Linked DNA regions of Homo sapiens: region 1 is linked to region 2. The links are chromatin contacts, found by Hi-C or POLR2A ChIA-PET in ENCODE. All regions are on one chromosome and are shown on one strand. The core of a region is the stretch at or near the end of the contact, and the rest is flanking DNA. Distances in the headings are between cores, read along the strand shown.

Region 1 (2,801 bases), core at 63-2,562, 56 kb before region 2:
GAAGCCTTCGGAGTTGATATGCTTTGATTCTCTGTTCTAAGCCTGGCCTTTACTACCCTGAATAATCGTGAGGTGGCGAAAGACAGAGCGTAAAAACCTGGCTCACTTGGTATAGTACATATGGCAGGCACTCATCTCTCTGGCAACGTGGTATAAGATTTGGGGCCAACAGATTTCTTAATATTTACATGAAATTAGGCATGTCATTTCACCTCTCTGTGGCTCAGTCTCCTCCTCTGCAAAACGGGATAATAGTAGTAACTTCCTCCTAAGGCTGTAGCATAGGTTCAAGGAGACAATTCGGGGAAGCACACAGCTCCAAAATGTCTGCTCTTACTTCCTCCATCCTGCAGATGGGAAAACCAAGGCCCAGAGAGGTTGACTGACTTGCTGAAGGTCACACAGCTAGCCAGCGTCAAGGTCAGGCTCTGAACTCAGCCAAGTCTGATCCCAGATCCAGCTTTTGGCACTGCAGAACCCAAAAGGCCTATTGATGAGGGGCAGACTCCGCAGGAACCGTGGGGATCAGGGATAGACCCAGGAAGCTCCTGGCGGAGTCTCCGGTGGACTCTGGCATCAGGCAGGCCCAGGTTCCAATCCTGTGATTCAGGCAGCCCCTTTCCCTTCTCTTGGGCCTCAATTTCCTCATCTGTAAAAGGGCGGGACACCCACTGCCTCCTCTAACGTGGTATTATTTAATAATTGAGGATGGCCGCTGACCGGCCTGGCTTGATAAAGGTTAATAAAGAATGGCCTGATGTCGGTCGTTGGCCGAATACAGGAAGGGGAGAGGGAGAGACTACAGGGTGCCAGGAGCTTGCTCGCGTCTGCGAAGAAGGAATCCGAAGAGATGGCTTAGGAGCCCGCTTTCAGCCACCCCGGCTGCTGCACGTGGCGCGCGGGGCGGGGCGGGGCGGTCGGGGGGGGGGGGGGTCCCAGCGACGGTTGCCGTGGCAACGGCGCGCGGCGGCTGACCCCGGCCCGGCATCTGCTGCCTCCAGCCCCGGCGCTGGGCGCACGGATCCTGCGGACCCTCGGGGCCGTCCCGGAAGCCGCCTCTCGGTGTACAGGAGGCTAGGAGAAGGGCGGCAATGGGGAGCCCGTGTCCGGGCAGCGCACGAGTCTTTTGTGCAGGGCCTAGAGAAGGAGCGAAACGTGGGCCAGGCCTGCGAGGAGGGCGGGCGGGGAAGGGGAACCAGCACAGAGAGGCTGGAAGAAGGTGGCTGGTGACACAGCCCTCCTTGTGGGACTGTGGACGCGGGGCGCGAGATGGCGCCTGGGAAACACTTAGCTCGGTGCCCAGCGTGCCTGGTGCTCACGGTCCATGACTACAGCAGCCGCCATGGCTCATTTCTTGCGTCCCTGCAGTGCCCCAGGCACCACGCGCATACCACCCCTCACCCTTTTAACAACCCCAGGGGGGAAGGTATTATTCCCTATTTTACAGATGAGAAAACAGAGACCAGGCTGAAGCCACTTCCCCAAAGTGGAGAAAACCAGATTTGGAGCCTAGGCTGACTGTCCTCAGAACTTGTGAGCTTGTGAGTGCATGCCCTTCCGCTGCGCCATGCCACCTCTGTATAGATGCTATTCGCCGAGGGTCCACCAGGTGCCTGGCACATCATGTGCATTATTTCCAGTCTGATCCTGGCAACAACCCTGCAAGATAAGAATACTTACTTGCCTTTTACAAATCCGAAGACAGCTCAGAGAAGATACTGAGTTGACTGCCCAAGGCTTCACAGTGCAGATCCGGCAGAGACAATAATCAACCCTGTGAGAGTGGCTCCAGAGTCCAGGCTCTGCTGGGTCTATCCACTGGGCCACATCATCTCCGCTAGGGCTGGAGTTGGAGGGCAAGGGACCCCACCAGGATGCTGGGTTTTGGGCTGGGAGCAAGGAGAGTGAGTCTCCATCATCATGTTTTCTTGAGGGGAGGGTTTGGAAGACTCCATTACACTGCTCTTGTTGGAGAGGTCGTGCGCAAATTCGGAGTAATAAAACATAGTGCCATCCCTGCCTTTCAGGACCATATTTTCCATTTAAGGAGATGAGAAATGGCCACAGAAAGAAGTTATAATAAATGATAATCATAGCTTAACTTTATAAAGCCTCTGACGCAGTGCTGTCCAATGGAAGTTTCTGCAATGATGGAAATATTCTGCACTGTCCAGGATGGTTTAACACGTGAAATGTGGCAAGTGCAACAGAGGAATGAGTTTTTTATTTTAATTAAATGCAAATAGCCACATGTGGCTAGTGGCGACTGTGTTGGACAATATGGTACCAATATATGGAAAGCACTATGCCAGGAACTTCCTTTGCATTAACACATACCATTCTCACAACAATATGAGGTAGAGATTATTATCATCCCCATTTGACAGAGGAAACTGAGTCTCAGGTTGCCCACCTGAGCATGTGGCAGGGCCAGGATTTGAACCACCGGGCAGGTGAACCCAGAGCCCGCTACATTGTGCTATGAAGCTGAGATTTCTCTCCTCAGAGGAGGGCCTGAGGTCAGGGTCAGGATGCACTGGGATGCATATAATGACAGCCAGACTGGTGCTCTGTGTGGATGGCACAAAGATGACCACTGAGAGTGGAGACAGGAGGTACAACAGGACATGATCCTTGAAAGAGGAGGCAGCAGGACTGCCACAGAAAGTTCCCTGACCTGGGCATTGGGTGATGTTAGTTCCTGTCTGCCCTTTACTCTCGGTTTCAGCCCTGGCTTTGCCACTTTCTTGGTGGTCTTGGGCAAGCCATTTCCCCTCCCTGAATCTCAATTGCTTCATCCG
Region 2 (2,890 bases), core at 84-2,583:
ACAGACTATACCTCCTTCTTAGAAAGTCTCCATGCAAGGAAGGACATGAAAGGCACTGAGAAGTCCTGCATTAAGAAAACTTGTCTACCTTTGTTCAATTAGCTTTTTCTCAAATGCATGTAGTCTTAGAAGCCCCTGCTCCCCCTTTTTAGCATAGCATCTAGCAGTGATCTTCAGACCATGCTTTGGAAAGTATTGTTTTAGTTTAAGCTTTTTATTTGATAGGTGAGGTAGCTGAGGCTCAAAGGGGGAAGTGATTCTCCAAGGCCACACAGCCAACAGTGGAAATGAGAAGCTAGATCTTTTGCCTTGTGCCCCAGAGGCCTTTCTGCCAACCTGTACTTCTCCTGTTCCTCATTGGAAGAGACATCTTGAGAGTGTGGACTTGCGACTGTGTCAGGATCTAGGCAATGGTAAGATGAGATTAGGCAGACCAGGGGACCAGCACTGGGGAGGGCTGAGCTGAAATTTGGAGTCAAACTAAGGTTAGGGCATCTGTTGTAACCAGTCCTTGAAAGCTAGGAAGGCGATGTCCAAGTGGGTGCCAGCTGCTGATTCTCAGTCAAGGAAGACAAGCCTTCAGGAAACATCTTCTGGAGCAGTGGTCCCCAACCTTTTTTGCACCAGGGACCAGTTTTGTGGAAGACAATTTTTCCATGGACCAGGGTGGGGCGATGGTTTCGGGATGATTGAAGCACATTATATTTATTGTGTATTTCATTTCTGTATTATTGCATTGTAATATATAATGAAATAATTATGCAACTCACTGTAATGTAGAATCAGTTTGAGCCCTGAGCCCTGAGCTTGTTTTCCTGCAACTACATGGTTTCATCTGGGGGTGATGGGAGACAGTGACAGATCATCCTGCATTAGATTTTCATAAGGAGCGTGCAACCTAGATCCCCCACATGCGCAGTTCACACCAGGGTTCGAGGACGTATGAGAATCTAATGCCACCACTGATCTGACAGGAGCTCAGATGGTAATGCCCGCTCACCCACCGCTCACCTCCTGCTGTGTGGCCTGGTTCTTAGTGGGCCATGGACTGATCTGTGGCCTGGAGGCTGGGGACTCATATTCTGGAGGACCTGAGATTTTTCCTGGAGGACTTGAGAATTATCATTTACTCTCAAGAGGAATTGGGATGCCAAATCATTGTTTCTCAAAGTGTGTTCTATGGAACCCCACTCTGTAGCCATTCATGAGGATTGTGCAAGGAGCTCAGACCCTGGTCATACCAGCTTAGTACACGTAGAATTAAAGAAAAATTCTGTGGGGCTTCCCCACATCTTTAATATGCTACTGTCACTGTGAGTCACTGTGGTAGGGAAATGATGTGTAGGGTTCTCCAACTCATATGATCAGGGAATCCCATCTGCAAGGAACCTCTCTCTGTGGGTTTGTTTCATGGACATAGTTGAGGAATTTATGTTGTTGTAGATCAATGAAATTTATGCTGATTTCTGTACCCCTTCTGACCCCACCCGAAACATTCCTGACCTTTCGCTTTTGAAAAGAGATTGGTAAATGTAGCCAGCAAACTTCTCCCCCGCTGACATTTGTTCTTCCACATTCCAGAGCAAGGAGATTGGCCTGCAGATGCACGAGGAGCTCCTGAAGGTGACCAATGAGCTCTACACAGTAAGTTCTGCCCAGGCTCACTGCTGTTTTGGGATTGGGTCTCTGTCTTCATCACCAGAGCTGGAGGGAAGCAAAACAGAGGTCTGGAATGACCCCAGGCCTTTTTTGCTGCGTTTTATGCTGAGTGACAGTGGGTCATCGTGTCAGGATGTAATGACTCACAGCCCCAGCTTCTGATTCTGTACATCTGGGGCAGGGCCTGGGCTTGTCTAGTTTGTCAAAATTCACGAGAGATTCAAACGACCTGCCGCTGTGGGGCGTGTTACCTGCAAGAACAGAGGGCACAAAGTCAAGGCCGGGGGAGTGTGAGTGTGAAGGCTCCTGAAGGCAGGGATGTGAGTTTTGGAGTGAGGCAGCACAGGCTCCAGCAGAGGCCCCTCCTTACCAACTGTAGGACCATAGGCAGGTGGGCAGTTTGTCTGGGTCTCAGTCTGTGCATCTGCAAAATGGAGCACGGTTCCGAGGATCACGGGAGGTCATGGGGTGAGCCTGCATTGCCATCTCCAAGGCATAGTTTCATAACATCACAGTGTGGTCCACGGCTGACTTTGTTACCTGCTTGGAGTCAACATCTAACTGTGCTTGAGATGAGTTTTAGAATCCAAGAAGGTGAGCAAATGGGGACACAAACACATGAGGTGATGATGCAGGAACTTTCAGACTGTGCTTTGAGGAGCCTACGGCTTCCTCAAGAGGAATGTGGGGACCCCATGGAGAGATATGGGGAGTGGGGTGGGTAGACCCAGCAGGTAGAGCTCCAGGCCCCTCAATCCTACCCAATCAGAACAGAGAAGAATGGTTATGTTTTAAATAGATAGGTGCCCTATATAGCATTTCATGAAAAGTGTGTTTGTTTGTGTGTTGGGGAGAATCTGCTGGTAAAATTGTATTTGAAAATCCCTGGTATGAGGGGAAAGAACAGCAGTCTGTGAGAAGCCCCTTCTGTTTGGTTTTATTATCTTTCTGTGTTTATATCCTGTGTGGCCAGCAGGTGGTAAATTCCTCAGAGGCACTGAGAGCCTTTGCGGGAGGGCCTGGACCTCAGGTCAGAAAGCCTGCCTCAGATCCCAACAAGCTACGGAACTCTAGGCAAGGCATTTTTTTTCCTGGGCCTCAGTCTCCCAATCAGTAAAACGGGGCTGAGAGTTCTTAGATAAAAGTTGAAACTTTTAATTCTGTGATTCCAAATTAAGAAGCAAAACTTGAGTTGTGGGTAGTTTTTAGTTGAGTCATTCTTAGGGTAAAG

The links. A loop is a pair of places that touch in the nucleus more often than their neighbours do. ChIA-PET counts read pairs that join two places held with the same protein, here RNA polymerase II (POLR2A).
Region 1: a loop to region 2 is called in a map with no recorded cell type, with 7 times the contacts of the local background. The contact joins two enhancer-like sites. A Hi-C loop is called at or near these places in 1 of 168 maps with a recorded cell type or tissue (transverse colon) and 1 of 37 single-sample maps with no recorded cell type. POLR2A ChIA-PET finds 5 or more read pairs at or near these places in 2 of 52 experiments (activated T-cell and endothelial cell of umbilical vein).

Annotation. Positions count from the first base shown.
Region 1 is chr3:9,134,527-9,137,327 of GRCh38, reverse strand. All of the region lies in intron 1 of SRGAP3 (SLIT-ROBO Rho GTPase activating protein 3), which reads left to right. Among named protein-coding and RNA genes, the nearest start is that of SRGAP3-AS2, 57 kb to the left of the region's middle. Within about 2 kb of position 1,312, at least 2 of the 41 ENCODE cell types and tissues checked have a DNase peak (open chromatin) inside an H3K27ac peak, as active enhancers do.
Region 2 is chr3:9,078,779-9,081,668 of GRCh38, reverse strand. It overlaps SRGAP3 (SLIT-ROBO Rho GTPase activating protein 3), which reads left to right. Exons shown (of 22, transcript NM_014850.4): 4 at 1,582-1,644. Among named protein-coding and RNA genes, the nearest start is that of SRGAP3-AS2, 110 kb to the left of the region's middle. Within about 2 kb of position 1,333, at least 2 of the 41 ENCODE cell types and tissues checked have a DNase peak (open chromatin) inside an H3K27ac peak, as active enhancers do.